Linked DNA regions of Homo sapiens: region 1 is linked to region 2. Evidence: read pairs that join two places in POLR2A ChIA-PET (ENCODE). Cell type or tissue: Panc1. All regions are shown on one strand.

Region 1 (5,000 bases), 510 kb after region 2:
CTGGGGATGGTTTTTTTCAATTTCTGCTCAAATTACATAGAAGAAACCAGAGTTCTCTGATTAAGTAAGCAGAAGGTTTTATATTTCCCTTTGTCACTGAGTCATAAAAAGAAACAAAACAAAACACATTCAGCTCAATCGAAATCTAACCAATCGCATAGCTTTATTAAACATAGTATCAACAGAAAGAAAATATGTAGTCTTTGCCCAGAAAGGATGGATGCCAAGAACAGAGTAATTTTTTGGCTTTGTCTTTGATATCTGTAAATTTTATTCTTTGTGCAAGTCACTACGTTCCTGAATAGCTGTTGATATTAAACATTGGGGGAAACTTACAAATGGACAGTGAAATCCATTAGGGATTACCAGATGTTAACTAGTCACACTCCACAAGGGCCCTACTCACATCTGTTTTTGACCTCCAGGGTGCATAAAATACTTTCTTTTCTCTTCTATTATTCTATCTCCTTATTTTTCTGGCCAAGTGTATATTGGATGCAAAACTTGTTCAGACCAAAACTTGGCATGTGAACTCTTGATTTGGCTGCAGTTAGGTTACCACCAATTTGCAAAATAAAGTATGAATAATAATCCACGCTGTAAGAGTGCAAAGTAAAATAAATCTTTACTTTACCATCTTATCTGGGAATGTTAATCAATCTGGCATGTAAGTCAACCTTAATTTCTGTGTAAAAGTTCCAGATGTAGTTATGATTCTATTTTATAAATATAACCAACATGTTCGCTATCATGAGAACTAAAGACTCCATAGATCTCAAGAATGACCCTTTCCTTATAAATATAATCCAAGCCTAGGGGCATGGAATTCAAGTGGGTTTGCTTGATAACTTTGCCTCTATACAGTCTCTTCGCAGCTCTTTGCTCCTGTCCCTTACTCACTTCAACTTCTTTCCCCCTCCTTATTTTCTGCCAGGTATGTGCCTCCTCCTTACTTGCAGGAATTAGATTAGCTATTTGGGGAGCAATAGCTCCAAATAGCTATTTGGCCGAAAAGGGAATTGTCTTTTGTGTCTGCAGTGGTGATTGGGGATGTTAACCTCCATCATTGTGTCTGCAGTGGTGATTGGGGATGTTAACCTCCATCATTTTTGTCTTTCAATGTAGGCATAAATATTAGACATCTGAATATTTCAAACTTGATACATTATGAAAGACTGTAGTCACACTCAAACCTCACTGATGCTCTGTCTACCTGGCACCAGGATGTCATTAGCCATCTGTCCACTGTGTGCAGGCCTTGCACAGACTTGCAAGACTATCTAGAGCCTTTAGCCACAGTGAAAGCTGGGGGAAGAAAACCATTGGCTCTCATTTATTAGGTACTCACTCGCTATGGTACAGGCACATTACCTTCTTTGGTGCCACAGTAGCATGTTAGGTAGTGCTCTTACAAAGGAGAAAAGGGAAGCATAAAAGGTTTAGGTTCTTTCCTGTAGGGACATAGTGCTGACAGCCTGATGCTAAGGCCTGTGCCCTCACCTTGTGCTGCTACTCTCCCTGCCATATTAGAGAGGAGCTTTTTCAACCATTCCTCCCATTTTGCAATTTTTGGTCACCAAACAAAATGCATTGCCATGGTATCTCCTTTCTTTGGCATGTTTTTTTTTAAATGTTTTTATTTCAATAGCTTTGGGGGTACAAGTAGTTTTTGGTTACTTGGATAGATTGTATCCTGTTGAAATCTGAGATTTTAGTGCACCTGTCACCTGAGTAGAGTACATTATACCCAATATGTAGTTTCTTTATCCCTTGACTCCCCTCCACTCCCCTCTTTGAGTCTCCATAGACCATTATATCACCCTGTATGCCTTTGCATACCCACAGCTTAGCTCTCACTTATAAGTGAGAACATACAGTATTTAATTTTCCATTTCTGAGTTATTTCACTTAGAATAGTGGCCTCCAGCTCCATCCAAGTTGCTGCAAAAGATATCACTTTGTTCTTTTTATGGCTAAGTAGTATTCCATGGTGTATACATACCACATTTACTTTATCCATTCATTGGTCAGTGGGCACTTAGATTGGTTCCATATCTTTGCAGTTGTGAATTGTTCCTTGTCATGCTTTTATCTCTTACTGCTTTGCAATTCTGCACTTCAACATCTGTACCTCCACCATCCCAGGATGTATTCTCTTGGCACCCAGTTGAGCTCCTACCATTTTGTAGGTGTCATCCTCTTTTGAAGTTGATGCCATCTTCTTTAATAGCCTATGACTCTCTTAACCTTCCAGTCATCTCCTTTTATTCACTCAGATGCTTGGCACATGAATTAGGATCCTTTTCTACCAAATTTACTTTTAAGAGATTTTACCTTCCCTGGTCATTCCAGAGACATCCAATTTCTTGCTGCCTCTATTTTCTTCTAGTCAGTTGACTTCCTCCATTTTCTTTTTTGTTCTACTCCTCCTAGACTTTACAGCTGATCTCACAAAAGTTGATATTAACATCCTTGGTTCCTTTAGATCTTCATACTCTGTTGACCTTGCCCAAGAAAACTGAATCCTAGATGAATGCCACAGTCCACTTTCTCTATATGTGGACAACTGAAAGTTGCTAGAGGAAATTGCATATCCCTATATGATGCTATTAATACAAGCTTAGAATTATTCATTAGCCTTTTATTTACCTTTTCTTAGATTCTACTCTTTATCTTCAAAGACAAGCTCAAGTCCTCACCACTCTCCTCCAGTTCCCCAACCAATGCCCACACTTCACTATCAGCACATGGTCTCCTATCCTATTACTATGATGGCTGAGATCATCAGGCCTGACCTATATCATTTTTCTGTCTCACTTTAGTCATTCTCTTATCTAAACCCTCACCCTTCCTTCCTCCCTGCAATCTTGGAGGACAAGACATCCCTTCTCCTGCCTGGAATCCCTTCCCCCTTTCCTTCCATTTGGTGAACTCTCTCCTCATCTTTTAAGGTATGGCAAGTTGTCATCCTTCCTAGAAGGGTTATTTAAGGCCAGTCCCATAATTGGGTTAGGTGACTCCTTGAAGCTTTACACACACATACACACACACACACACTCTCTCTCTCTCATATTTGAAGCTTTTCTGGCAGACACACACACACACTCATTTTTTTCTAGTATTTTGGGTATAATAAAAATATCTCTTATTTCACATTCTTAAAGCTGCTAAGAATGAAATAGACTGTGACTTTGGAAAGGTCACCTGCCCCTTCTGGGCCTCAGTTTGTAAAGTGAGAAGATTGGACTAGATAAGCTCTGTGGACCTCTTAGAACTGAGATAATGATTTTTATTGATGACAACAATCATAGAACAGACTATTTTCATGGAAGGCAGCAGAAAGGTAATTGATTACGGTACTTGAAAAGTATTCTTAAAATGTCACATAATTCCTTTATCTGACATTTCTGAAGTCTATTTTTAAATGTATAATCTGCTTTGAAATAAAATTAAAGAACCAAATAAAATGTTATATTTACCTATCAACTTTTAAAAAATAAACCTTTAAATTTTATAATAGTTAGATTTGCATGAAATATTTGCAAAAATAGTACAGAGTTCCTACGTACTCTTCATTTATTTTCTTATTAACATCTTACATTATCACATAACTTTTGTCACAAATACGGAACCAACATTGGTATATTATTACCAACTAAACTCTTGGCCTTATTCGGATTTCATTATTTTTTGTTACTAATTTCCTTCTCATGTTCCAGAATCCCATTCAAGAGACCACATTACATTGAGTCATCATGTCTCCTCAGTTTCCTCTGGTCTTTGAGAGTTTCTCAGTCTTTGCTTGTTTTCCATGGCTTTGACGGTTTTGAGGAGTATTGGTAGGTTATTCTGAAAAATGTCCCTCAATTTGTCTTTGTGTAATGTTTTGTGAGATTTTTGGAGGAAGATCACAGAGGTAAAGTGCCATTTTCATAACCTCATACAAAAGGAGCATGCTATCAACATGACTTATCACTGATGATATTAACCTTGACCTCAATGTACAAAGCATTTTCATAATCATTACCTCATGTGATTCTTTAAATGATCATGAAATGGACAAGATTGGCATCCTTAGGTCCATTATACAAAGGGGGATTTTGAGGCTGGGATGGAATTAAGGTGTTGGGACTGCCACCCCACTGGTTCCTTTATAGCACCTGACCACCTCTTCTAAATTATACATAAACGAAGCAATATCTTACAATGCTTTCCATGTCAACTCACTCTAGAGCTGCTGTGGCTAGGAATGTTCATGATTTAGTGATTCATGTTATCTTCATCCTGTAACTGTAACCTTAGTCTTATTTGAACAAATTTAGATCATCACAGAAGATGATCAAATGTTTCTACTGATCAGTGTTCTCCCTTCTTTGTGATGGAGTGAGGCGTTGAGCTCACACAAATGACATTTACTAGCCCCATCATTTACAAGCAGCTGGCCTTAGAATACTCAGCTATGGTCCCAGCTGGGGAATTATACCTTTCTGTTTTGGGTGTTGTTTACCCAATCCTCACTTATATCTTTATTTATTTATTCAACAAATATTTACTGAGTACCTGCTTTATTCCAGACATTTTTCTGAGCACTTTTGAAGTATCAGTTAATTTAATCTTAATAATAGACATGAAGGTCTATCATTATTTGTTTTTATAAATGAGAACCAAAATTCAAAGAAATTAAGTAACTTTCCAACTGTCACATAAGAAGTGGAGCCAACTCTTGAAGAAGGTGGCTTAATCAAGATCCTCCACCTGCACTTTAGATTCCTATTCCTTGTTAGCTGTTGAAGTGTCTGAAAACTGATCACTACCACTGACTTTTATTAGTTTCTAAAGATGAATAATTATGATAGTTATTACTAGCATAATAAAGTTCTATTTTCCTTCCTGTTATATTATAATGTGAAATAATTACAATTCCTTTTCCTGTTTAATACACACATTTTGAACAGTAAAGCAACCTGTGAGTTTTCTGTTTCAAATTGGGAACTGAGAAT
Region 2 (5,000 bases):
CAATTTATCCTTGTTTATCAAAAAAGCCACAAATAGTGGAATGAATGTTTCCAGTTCTGAGTGATTTCATAATGAACTCCCCAGAGCCCTGGAGCCCCTGATATCAGCATTGTGACATCATCAGGATAAATGCTCATTGGCTACAAAACCTTTTGGGTTAACCCTTTCACAGAGGGTCTCAGCCCATCACTTTGCTAGTTTTCTAATGAGGTTCCTCTATTCCCCTGTAAGAGCAGAGACTGGAAAAGAACGTCACCACCCTTTTTCCCCTCCCCCGCCACATACAAACAGCATAGACCCAGAACATTCTAAAGGGCACTGGGTATGTCTCTTCAACTGGAAGCCTTGATACAAATATAGGCCCTCAGAGGCTCATTGTGGATGGTTCTCATAGGTAGAGGAGGGAATGATCAGGAGCTCTCTTAGTGTTGGGTTGTCTTTCCTCATCATAGTCTGAGAGCTGGAGATAGAATTCTGGATATAGAAACATGTTCTGCACAGAAAGTACAAGTCTGTCCAAGATTGGCTATATCTAAGTTTGCCCAACTTCTCATGAAACTTGATAATAAATTTGTTCATTTCACACTGGCTGTAGCAAATGCAATCATTGAGGGATTTTCAATATACACAAGATCCTAATTCTACCGAAAATGTTTTTTACAGTTTGACCAGCACCTAGGAAAAGTCTGAGAATTCTGCTTTGAACTTTGATCTGACAAGCTCCACTTCTAGGAGTTTATCCTAAAGAAATAATAATATGACTTCAGGGATGTCTCTGAGAGCACTGTTTATTATATACAAAAGCTGGAGGAAAAAACCCAAAGTCCAGCAATAGGGGGATAGTCAGATAAGCTATGGCACTTCCATAATAGAATACAGTGGAGTTCATCACTAAAAATGATGCTACAGATGAATATTTACTGTGTGAAAGAGCATATTAAGTGTTTTTGAAAGCATGATACAGGCCGGGAGTGGTGGCTCATGGCTGTAATCCCAGCACTTTGGGAGGCCGAGGCAGGTGGATCACCTGAGGTCAGGAGTTTGAGACCAGCCTGGCCAACATGGTGAAACCCCATCTCTACTAAAAATACAAAAAATTAGCCGGATGTGGTGGTGGGCACCTGCAATCCCAGCTACTCAGGAGGCTGAGGCAGGAGAATCCCTTGAACCTGGGAGGCGGAGGTTGCAGTGAGCTGAGATGGCACCACTGCACTCCAGCCTGGATTACAAGAGCGAAACTCTGTCTCAAAAAAAAAAAAAAAAAAAGCATGATATAAGACTAGAGATACAGTATAATGTTAAAAATTAATATCCAACATATAAGCAGATAAAAAATATAGAATAACAGGCAAATATCAACACTAGTTATCTCAGTATGGTGGTATTCTGGATAATTTTTTTCTTTCTGTTTCTTTGTATTGTCTTATGATAAACATGGATTGTTTTTATTATAACAAAATAAGCACAATTAAAAGAGATTATGAAAAACGTGGACATAGAGAAAGAAAATAACCTCATATAAGTTCTTCAGCGTTGGATGGCTCAAATACTTGCTCATGCCTTTTTGAAATAAATATACCAAACTTTCATGTTTTTGTAACTCTGATAAATCCCCCTCAACACAACGAGCAAGAAGATGACAATCCAATATATATTCAATTAAAAATAATGATAAAATAGCTGCACCAAGTTAGGAAAAAATTCAATTTAGGTTTACATGCCACTGACATCTTTTTTTCCTGCTAGTATCTTCACACAAAACATTTAAAAATTTAATATATTAGTGTGGTACCTTTGTTAAAACTGGCGAAACAATATTGATGCATTATTATAATAATGACTACAGTTTACATGAAGGTTCATTTTCTGTATTGTGCAGTTCTACAGGCTTCGCCAAATGCAAAATGTCATGTATCCACCATGGCAATATCTAATAGAGTACTTTCACTGCCAATCTGTTTCCTTAACTGAGATCGAAAATTTCCATCGGATAACACATACTGACTTTGCATTATTAGAATAGACACAAACATATCAACAACCCTCAGCATAGTCAAGGAACAAAGACAGCTACAGAGTTTCAGCAAAATTAAACAATCATTTTTTTGGTGCCAGTTCAAAGGGTGGCTGTGAAAAAAGTTAAAACTTTGGGATCAGCTAGTCCTTTTCTCTGAAACATAAGGAGGGGAGGAGGACTGACTTAAATTTCTTTCTTCTCCACTCTAAATCCAGAATTACTATTCAATTACAAGACAGAATGTCAAGATATAATAAACTGAACTGAAAAAGGGAAAAGAAAACATGCACTTTTTTTCCTACAAATGAGGTTCAGAGCTTTTGCCCATTAAAGTAAACCAAATATGTTTCTCTCAAAAATTCCAGCCAAAAGGCAGGATGCCAAATACACTTAACAGATAAATCACTGTTTCAGGGTCTCTATTTTACTCTTTTTCCCTTTTCTTTCTTTTTTATTCTCTTTCTTTTGTTTTATACACACATACACACACACACACACACACTTTAAAAGCAAACTAATACCCCTCCTCCTTTTCTCAATCTACTTACAGAAAAATAAACCAAAGGAAACAATTACTTTTGTTGAGGAATCCATTGTTTAGGGGGAAAGTCACATAAAAATAAGTTCTACCTTCTTCATCAGAGATTAGTATTTCATATCTTGGGATCAAGCTATTGTCCTGCTCACTATGTATAACTTATTTTAGTTAATTTATCACTAAGGTCATTGTAAACTAGGAAGGAGTTTGTAAACAAAAATGAATCACAGGTTTCATTTTTGTATCCTTTTCAAACTGGAAGACCTAACAGTTTCCTGTTCCAACATACAAAATAGCATTGCTTCTATCAACCTCCTCGGCGCTCTTGCCAGCAGTTTCCATTTAATTAAACTGACAGCAAAACAGGGCCTTCGCTAATGGGATCCAGACCATTTTTCCTTCAATGTAAATTCTCAGGCATGAAATTACATCTGAAACAGACACAATAATCCTTCTATATCTTCTACATACATTTAATCTACAATAAGAATTCTTTTGTCTATGTTACAGTGTATTTTAGATTTTAGTCAACCTTGTTTTAACTGGAATTCTCCAGTGTTACCCAACTGGAATTCACCTTCGTGTTCCTCCAGTGCCCTGGCTATATCTACCCATAGATTATGGTCAAAGACCATATGCCAAAGGCTAATGTCCACAGCAGGGAAAAACAATTATACAATGAACGAATTATGTTTCTGTTCGCATTCTTGTTCTCAAAGTCAATTTATTTAAGTAAGAGCTTTTTCATCACTTGTTGACTCTAAATAAAAGCTATTGGCATTTATAAGTATGTCTGATTTTCATATTGTAGGTTATGTTTTCAAGTATTTCAATATGGCTAATCAAGGCAGAATATATTGATTAAATGCATCTTGGAGACCTGATCATATCAACATAATGAATGGATTGGCTAACTATTTTTCTTTATTTGGATGTTAAGTCACTTTTCTCGTACTGGCAAGCCATAACATATGCTAAAAACTTGACTCTTTCTAGTGTTTTAAGTGTAATTATATTTTTTAAATCCCTTTAATTGATGTTGGAGAGAGTGAGTTTTGTCAGGTAATTTAGTACGGAAATCAAGACTCTTAGGGCAAAAAACAAATCCAAAAGAATCAAAAGGCTATTTCTAAACACAATTAAAGCACCTAGTAGACTGAGTGAGGAAAATGCCAATTTATTCTGATTGTGAGACAATAGAATATGAAGATTCTTGAGTGAAAATTGGTTGGGTAAAGTGTCACTAAAAAACGAAGCCTCTTTCACACTCATGGCAGGTCTAGAGATCAGCGGCACAGGTATAAGAGAATGTCAATGACTTGAAAATGCTAAGCCGAAGGGTCAAGAAGGCTGATTTGGTAAACTCAACTCAGTCCTCCTCAGCACCTTCACAAAATGCCAGGTCCCTTGGTATGGCTGGTATGGTCTGTCCAGCTGTCGAGCAAAGACCTGTCTATTTCAATGAAGGAAGGGAATTTTGTTGTAGACACTTATTACCATGACTCTGAAAAAAAAAAGGATAACAGTGTGCATAATGCATATTATAGGTTCAATTCCTTTTCCATATGCAGAAGGCTACTATCCTGTTTGACCACCTCACAAAACTGGGAATTTTTGGTTGTAAGTGAATTAAATAAGATATTCCTATGAGGAACCTGATGAAACAAACTGCTAGCAAATAAGCATTTTAGGACTTGCTGAAAATCGTATCTTCCAATATGAGAAGTAATGCCATTGTTCTCTTGGAAAATACAAAACAAAGCACTTTATTTGGGGGGGAGGGTATTGCAGAGCAGCTAAGGAACTCTTTTCAGAATATCCTGACAGTCTCTTTGAAAATGAAACATTTCATTTATACAGCAGAAGACAGTTGTGGCAAGATTAGAAATCATTTTGAATCTCCCAGGCAATCAAAATACAGTCTTTTCATGTGGATGGAAGGCCTCTTGTTTTACAGAAAATGCTAAATAAACAATTCTATGGGCAGAAATGTGAAAGCAATTTATTATTGTTCTATTCACTTTGGTTAAAACTTTAGAAACCATATGGAGCCTATAAATAGAAGCTTTTCTTTGTCTTTGGGATTGTTGAAAGCAGTTTCTCTTAGGTCCTGGGCAAAAAGCAGGAATTATCACTCTTTCTCTATCAAGGAGTAATACGCTGATTCAGACAATGCCTAAAAGATGGATTCCTAAAACACACTGTATATGAGAAGAACAGCAAACCTATCCACATATTTTGAAAAATCAAGGGCACTGTATCATAAATGGACTTGTGCTGTGGGGTTCTTCTGTTTTAGACATGGGTAGTTTAGTAACATATGACAATATATTAGATTACCAAAAAGAGCACGGAACTGTACCAGTAATGGTGCCTTAGAAATAGGATACCTTGAAAGGGTTCATTTTTAGACTTTGGAAAAGAAATGCAAATTCTGCAGGGATT

The links. ChIA-PET counts read pairs that join two places held together with the same protein. Peaks named below come from ENCODE experiments on the same cell type or tissue, not always from the same donor. Only the 100,000 strongest peaks of a DNase experiment are listed, where the experiment ranks them.
Region 1: POLR2A ChIA-PET joins it to region 2 with 6 read pairs; 1 of 35 experiments calls an interaction of 5 or more read pairs at or near these places.

What each region holds. Positions count from the first base shown.
Region 1 is chr10:61,458,874-61,463,873 of GRCh38, reverse strand. The region is part of intron 1 of TMEM26-AS1 (TMEM26 antisense RNA 1); the gene reads right to left. Among named protein-coding and RNA genes, the nearest start is that of TMEM26, 8.0 kb to the right of the region's middle. In Panc1, no CTCF peak of the experiment used is centred here; no DNase peak of the experiment used is centred here; H3K27ac peaks cover 1,580 bases.
Region 2 is chr10:61,968,492-61,973,491 of GRCh38, reverse strand. The region is part of intron 3 of ARID5B (AT-rich interaction domain 5B); the gene reads right to left. Among named protein-coding and RNA genes, the nearest start is that of ARID5B, 69 kb to the right of the region's middle. In Panc1, no CTCF peak of the experiment used is centred here; a DNase peak (open chromatin) is centred at 2,829; H3K27ac peaks cover 3,253 bases.